Linked DNA regions of Homo sapiens: region 1 is linked to region 2. Evidence: chromatin loops called from intact Hi-C (ENCODE). Cell type or tissue: mammary epithelial cell. All regions are shown on one strand. Each heading gives the region's core, and the rest is flanking DNA. Links, peaks and the distances in the headings are about the cores only.

What was found. Hi-C counts contacts between places; a loop is a spot of excess contacts. Peaks named below come from ENCODE experiments on the same cell type or tissue, not always from the same donor. Only the 100,000 strongest peaks of a DNase experiment are listed, where the experiment ranks them.
Region 1: it touches region 2 in a loop (9-fold over the local background); 11 of 110 quality-filtered maps call a loop at or near these places.

The regions. Positions count from the first base shown.
Region 1 is chr3:143,069,244-143,073,056 of GRCh38, reverse strand. No RefSeq gene overlaps it. Among named protein-coding and RNA genes, the nearest start is that of CHST2, 49 kb to the left of the region's middle. RefSeq lists a silencer at 484-682 and an enhancer at 47-829. In mammary epithelial cell, for the core only: CTCF peaks have their summits at 1,609 (motif pointing left) and 1,842; a DNase peak (open chromatin) is centred at 1,756; H3K27ac peaks cover 533 bases.
Region 2 is chr3:143,642,954-143,646,766 of GRCh38, reverse strand. The region is part of intron 6 of SLC9A9 (solute carrier family 9 member A9); the gene reads left to right. All of the region lies in intron 1 of LOC102724120 (a long non-coding RNA gene), which reads right to left. Among named protein-coding and RNA genes, the nearest start is that of SLC9A9, 200 kb to the left of the region's middle. In mammary epithelial cell, for the core only: a CTCF peak has its summit at 2,078 (motif pointing right); a DNase peak (open chromatin) is centred at 2,096.

The DNA of each region.
Region 1 (3,813 bases), core at 889-3,388, 570 kb after region 2:
TTCCAGTTATGAATGACTAGCCTTTTGCTTGGTCATCCAGGGCCCCAGGCGCCCCCATTTTTTGGCTCTGCTTCCCCTCTGGGTCCTCAGCACAGAGAAAAGGAAAGACATGGAGGACAAGGGAGGTTTTGTGGGCCAGGCCTGAAAAAGAGGTCCCATTTCTCTGGCCAGACTGGGAACAGTGGTGTAGTAGACAAAATAAGGGCTCTCAAAAATGTCCATGTCCTCATCCCTATGTGAACCTGTGAGCATGTTGCCTTAAGTACCAAAGAGACTTTGCAGGAGTGATTAAGGTCAGAGTATTTGTCAGACCTCTGAGCCCAAGCTAAGCCATCATATCCCCTGTGACCTGCACGTATACATCCAGATGGCCTGAAGCAAGTGAAGAATCACAAAAGAAGTGAAAATGGCCAGTTCCTGCCTTAACTGATGACATTCCACCATTGTGATTTGTTTCTGCCCCACCTTAACTGAGCGATTAACCTTGTGAAATTCCTTCCCCTGGCTCAGAAGCTCCCTGACTGAGCACCTTGTGACCCTGGGCCCTGCCCTCCGGAGAACAACTCCCTTTGACTGTAATTTTCCACTACCTACCCAAATCCTATAAAACGGCCCCACCCCTAATCTCCCTTCGCTGACTCTTTTCGGACTCAGCCCGCCTGCACCCAGGTGATTAAAAAGCTTTATTGCTCATACAAAGTCTGTTTGGTGGTCTCTTCACACGAACGCGCGTGACAGTCTTAATATGAGATGATACTGGGTTATACAGGTGGGCAAAGAGGGCCAAACAAAACAAAACAGAACAAATCAAAAACAAGGAAACATGAAGATAGAAACAGGTTGGAGTGACTGTCCTTGAAAGCAGAAGTAGCTACACTCCAGGGAATGCAAGTGGCCTCTTGAAGGTGGAAACGGCAAAGAAAAGGATTCTCTCCTGAAGCCCCCATGAGAAAGCGGCCCTGCCAGCACTGTCAGACTTCTGACCTCCAGAACTGTAAGAAAACAAATGTATGTTGTTTCAAGCCATTAAGTTTGTGGTTGTTATAGCAGCCATAGGACAAGTGGTCCAGCCACATGCCAAGGAGGAAAAGACAACAGAATTTGGTAACTAACAGCAGCCTTTTCCTCCATGGATGAATCAATCCCATCCTTTCTGCTGCAGCCAGCTCTGTCACTTTCATGCTGGGATATTACTACCATTCTACCATATTACTACCTACGGCCTTTTACCTGGCCTAGCTTTGGCGGCCCTCACGCTGGTTTCACCTCACACCAACGTCTTCCCCAGTCTGCACCAGAGTGGTTCTCCTAAATTATATGCCAGACCACGTCACTCCTTTGCTTAAAAGCTCCTGTGGCTCTTACAGAAGAAAGTCCAAAATTCTCAGCCTGGCATTCCAAGTCCTCTGTAATGTGGCTCCTGTCTGCCTCTCCGTCCTTACCCCTCAAGCATCATCTCTCCCGTGAGGGTGAAATGCTAGGGTGATAAGCGGAGTAGACGCCAGCAGATGGGGGTCAAAGGGGCTTGGGTGGGTGCTAGCAGTCCCAGCCAGGGCTTCTATCCTTCCTCCCACTCAGCTTCACCTCAGGTGCCACCTCCTGTCAAGAGAGAGAAAGCCAGGGAAAGGCTTCCAGATGTGAGAAAGGATTTGAGAAAAGTTGCCTCATATACCAATAAATACAATCCAAAGGAGCTTGTTCAAAGTCTAAATCATTAAAAGTACAAGCCCAAACAAATTGTTATTGATTCCCTTGGTTACCAAATTCCTTAGCATGCCAGGCTGGACAGTCATCCCCAGCAAGCTGCATTTGTTGATTTTCTTGGTGTGAAAATGAATCCACAGTACTCCCCAGTGGGGAAATGCCTGGGATGTCCAAGAGAGAGACTAAGGAACTTTCAGAGATTCCAAGCCCTGCTCCTAGCTGATGAGTTGGTGAGCATAACAAAGACATGCGCTCAGGCAAAACTGCAGGGAAGGCAGGAGAGTCATGTCCACTGTCACACCCACCGGCCTTTCTCAGCCCAGCGCTTCCTCCTCCAGTCCCAATACTCCCCAGGTATTGCCCCAAACTTTGGACTGTGACTTATACTCTGTGCCTCCTCCTTTCCTAAGCCCTGTTCTTTCTAAATGACAAAGGACAGCAAGTCAGTTAATCATGTAATATTAGACTTACAGAATCTTAAAATGCAGGTTTTAAGTAATTTTTGCAAAAATTGTGGAAAAGGACAGAGTGTAGGGAGTAATCATCTGTAAAGTCTACTAACCTACTACTATCATTTTGATATATTCCATCTTAAACTTTATTCGTATGCATATTTTAACATATCATAAATACAATTGTGCAACAGCTGCATAGTCCTCCCAGGCATCATTTAATGGCCTCATAATATTCCTTCCAGTAAATTCTTAGCAGTCTTACAAACTGCTCCCGATTTTTGGATGTTAGAGCTATGTCTAATGTTTTACAATTTGCAAATAAGCCCTGATGCATGCCTCTTTTTCTATATTTTAAAAATTGTTTTCTGCCAGGTGTGGTGGCTCACGCCTATAATCCTAGCACTTTGGGAGGCTGAGGTGAGAGGATTGCTTGAGCCCAGTAGTTCAAGACCAGCCTGGGCAACATAGGGAGACCCTGTCTCTACAAACAAACAAACAAAACAAATACAAAAATTAGCCGGGCATGATGGTACATGTCTGTAGTTCCAGTTACTCAGGATGCTGAGGTGGGAGAATCATCTCAGCCAGGGGAGGTCGAGGCTGCAGTGAACTGTGTGTGCCACTGCACTCCAGCCTGGGCAAGAGTGTGAGACCCTGTCTCAAAAAAAAAAAAAAAAAAAAAATTTCCTTAGACCAGATTTCTAAAAGTAGAATTTCTGGGTCAAAGTGTATGAAAATATTTAAAGCATAATACATTTGGTCAAATTGCATTTAAAACATTGTACAAATTTAAAGCACAATGCACAAAGGAAAAGAATATATCATTGAAGTATTTTTTTATTTCATATTAGTGTTTAACAATCATTTCAAATATATGTTTGCTACTTTAATTAGCAAGAGGAAAAAACAAAAGTGTTTTGGAGTTGGAAGGAACCTCAGATGCCTAGCAGTTCCCAAACGTGGCTGCACATCAGAATTACCTGAAGAGTCTTTAAATAATATGAGTTCCCGAAAGCTCCTTGGAGAAATGGTTGTTTTAGGTGTGGAGTAAAAAATGTACAAGATGAGGCTGGAGAATTTGTCATTTCAGAAAACAAGCTATGAAAGAGTAATGTCATGTGTCAAAGGGACTTCAGGAGCCAACTTGAAGAGGCTCTCATTGGCCAAAGAGGGGAATTCTAAGGATAAAAATTGTGATGGATTGCCGGACGCGGTAGCTCACACCTGTAATCCCAGTACTTTGGGAGGCCAAGGTGGGTGGATCACCTGAGGTTGGGAGTTCAAGACCAGCCTGACTGACACGGAGAAACCCCGTCTCTACTAAAAATACAAAATTAGCCAGGCATGGTGGCACATGCCTGTAATCCCAACTGTTCAAGAGCCTGAGGCAGCAGAATCGCTTGAACTCGGGAGGCGGAGGTTGCAGTGAGCCAAGATTGCACCACTGCCTTCCAGCCTGGGCAACAAAAGAGAAACTCCGTCTCAAAAAAAAAAAAAAAAAATTGTGATGGATAAAGCACATCAGTATAAAATCCATGAGGTTGTAATAATACTAAAAATAATAATAAAACTTTAGTGGTCACTTTAGAGAATGGTAATAATATCCCAGCATGAAAGTGACATTGAAAACTGGAAAATAAAGGAAAAAATCAAG
Region 2 (3,813 bases), core at 903-3,402:
AAGGCAGTGTTTACTGAGCCATTAGATTTTGTGAATCATTTGATCCAGCAATTTTGTTTCTAGAAATTTATTCTAAGAAGTAATTATGGGCATGTGCAATAGTCTCTCCATGGAGATGAATGCATTGATTTGAGCAAGAAGTTGTGCACAATGGTTACTAGTTGGTTGAGTGAATTATAGCATATTAATATCATGGAACCCTATGAAGTCATTTAAAAAATAATAAAGAAAAAATATATTGATGGGAAAAGATATTCACAATACATTTTTAAGTAAACAGGAAATTTAATATATAATATTTATATTTAATAACTATCAAATAAGAAAATTTAATATATAATAAGATCTAGCTTGGTTAAAAATTCACAGCCAAATTTATATGTGCAAATGCACCTAAAATTATATATTATATATACTAACATACATTATATGTATTATATATGAATATAATTATATATTATTAAATTTTATATATTTTATTATACCTGTATATATAAATAACATATAACATTTGTATTATTTATATATAAATTACATGGAGTCAGAAGTGTTATGTGGAATCACAAGTGATTTTTATTTTTTTCTTTTGGCTTGCATATATTTACCAAAATAGAGCAAACTACTTATGATAGACTCTGGTCCCAAAAATCCCCATTAACATACTTAATAATTGGCAATGTTCATTTAAGTGCAGATTGCACAGAGGTAGAAGTCTGAAATTCTTTTGCTACCCATGATAGAAGAGAAAGAAGATGTTGGCTGTTTTGGGCCATTTATCTGCAAAACAGAAATACTGCTATTGTTGTACTGAAACCTACTCATAAAATAATTCCACAGTGTGCAAATGCCTCCAGGTTTTCTTAGAGATAAAATAAGTATCTCATTAAACAGCTGACTCTTGGATGACAATAAATACATACTAGATGTCTTTATTCCCTGTTAAGTAAATGCTTATAAGGAAATTCGATGTCATCAATTATTTAAAAAGATGAAGAAATGGAGCACCAATTTTGTCTTTTTAAATGAGACTGTTATGCTGCAGAGAAGTTCTTGCTAGATAATGTCATTTAAAGTGTGATACCAGTGAACGCTTGGCACTTTGAGTGGCATTTTGAAAGACTACATTTCTTACCGCCCATGTATCTTGAGGGAAATTTAATATGGAAGGTAATTGGATGGCTATAAGACTCAAGCAACCGTGGAACTGAGGGGAACCTTGAACTATCATCCAACCGTTCAAGAGAAATGTACTGAGGATCAGTATGTGCCAGACATTATGCCAAGTGTTGGTGACAAAGACTGGATGGGCATAGCCACTCATCTCGGCCCTCAATAACTCCTCACTGAAGTAGGCAAACAATATCTATAAAGGGATTTAATATGCGTAACAAAACCTCACCCTAGAAACCATTTCAGAAAATAGCTTACATGTATAGGGTTTGGTTATAAAAATATATTCCTAAAATAATTCCATTTTTTCTCTTGGTAACGTCATCTTGAAGTAGATTTCGAGTTCCTTAAAGGCAAATTTTCTCCATCCCTCACAACACATAGGCAATTATTTGGTAGGTTCTCCAATAACTACTGAATGAATGAGTTCATAGACCCCTTCAGAAGCAGATGGGGAGACGTTTTATAATACTAATCATTAAAACCTCTTCCAGAGATAGATATTTCATGTTCATTCTGCTTCTTCCAACTATTTGAAAAGCCTTGTTAGAAACCCTCATTAGTGCTCCTCCAATTTGACCCATAGTTGTAAACACAGAGGTGATAAGAAGCTGTCCCCTTTTGATCAGAATTAACTGAAACTGTTATCACAACCAGAGGTATATTTCTCATGAATCTGCTTAACTTAAGAACAAGTTTCTTATATCTTGACACATCTTTCTGAAGGTAATTCACTTTGATATTTGCCTTGAAAACTGATAATCAGCATGAAACTCATTTATTTTGATGCCTGTCTAGATACTGGGGTGATACATAATTAAAAAAAAAAAAAGTTATGGCTGTTTTTGCTTAAGGACTCCTTGTCTTGGGAGTCAATTTCATGCTGACTTCATTTTTCAGACACCAGGTGGCATCACATGGCAGGAATGGCAAGGCCACCCTGGGATCTTTAAACAGAGGCTGGGAAGCAGTGCTCAGCTGAATTCCAGCTTTAAGTTGTGTGCTCGGTGTGCTGCCCACACCCCTGCCTGCTGCTGCTGTCTTGTTTGTTTTTCTCTCATTCCTGTTCCCTGGTTCCTGACTCTGGCATCTCCCCTACCCTACCTCTTAATGTCCCTGTTCAGATTACTGGGACTTGACCTTGATTATATTCTGTGACTCTGTCTTTTGTCTCACGGATGAGATCTGACATTCACTGGCAGCGTCTCCAGAACTCTACCCCGTAACTTAGAACTTGCTTTGCTCGTGTCAAGTCATGCGTGACAAATTGGCCTACCAAAAATAAATAAAAGAAATCCATGTGGATGGTTTCTTATCTCAGTTCCAATGTACTTTAATTTATTGGTATATAAGTCAGATGCAAGTGATGAAAGTGATAGAAACCCAATTCAAATTAGCTTCAGCAAAATTTGTCCACTGGCCTGTTTAACAGGGATTGAGCTGACTCTGGACATGCCAGGCTTAAGACTTCAAACATGGCTGTCTATCTGTTCTTTTTCTCTCTTGGCCCCGATTGTCTCTGAGTGCTAGCCTCATTCTTTCATGGTGCAGATAGATAGCTTACTCTAGAAAGCAGGAGAAGGTGACTAATGGCATCTCCAGGCTTACTTTTTTTTTTTTTTAGCTCAAAATAACATTTCATTCTCCCAATATTTGCATATCAGTCACAAAGACTCTGTTTGCCTCTGCTTGTATCAGAAGATCACCCATAAGCCAATCACATAATACTCGAAGGGAATTAAACAAGGTCACTGGTCAGATCTGAGTCACATTCCCATCCCTGTGACCAGTGACATGGAATCCATTATTGGAAGAAAGTGGTTGGAGGACAAGTAAGAATAATAACAACCATATTTCATGATCCTAGAATGTTCAGAACATGGTGGATTAAAATGATAGGTCCTATGCACTAAAAACTCAAAGAAAGGCTTTATTTTAAAAAGCGAACATTACTAAATGTAGAGTTGATTTTGAAGGAGAGAAAAGGAAATTCTCCAAGTGTGAGAAACAAGAGAAAAATCACAGCAAGAGTGGGAAGCTGCCACTGTCAGTGGCCATGTGATTTTATATGGCATATACTGCCCAGAGGTTTTGGAGCTGGAATCCCATTTCCATGTGGAAATCAGAACCCTGTCTAAAGGTTCACTCATGGTAATACAACTTGAGCAAAGCTCTTTGAATAGGGCCTGCAATTTCAAAGTGTTCCTTCAGTCACATAGACTGTGTAGAGCAGCCTTAAGAAATAGCAACGAAACTTGCCATCTATCTGGAATTTGAGAAATCAAAATCCCTAGCCTGGGCAGTTGTGATACAGGAAATGTAAGCCAATAAATTAACATGGAGAGTTTTCAGGACTATTGAAACAACTGTCACAGCCGTATCCCCTCTTCCTATTTCCAAATACACTGAAACTGCCCTGAGGTGATACTTTCACATCCCAGGTACATAGAAATCCCACTTAAAAAACAGAATCTTTTCTGAAAATGAGCTCACAATAAAAAATGTACAGGCCGCAAGAAGAATAACTCCACCATGTTGAGCAAAGGAAGGAAAGAAAGGAGATAAGCAAAACAAAAGTAAATCAGAAGGACAAGCACCCTAAGGAACTAAACAAAAATTACAAAAATATGAGAAAGATTATCA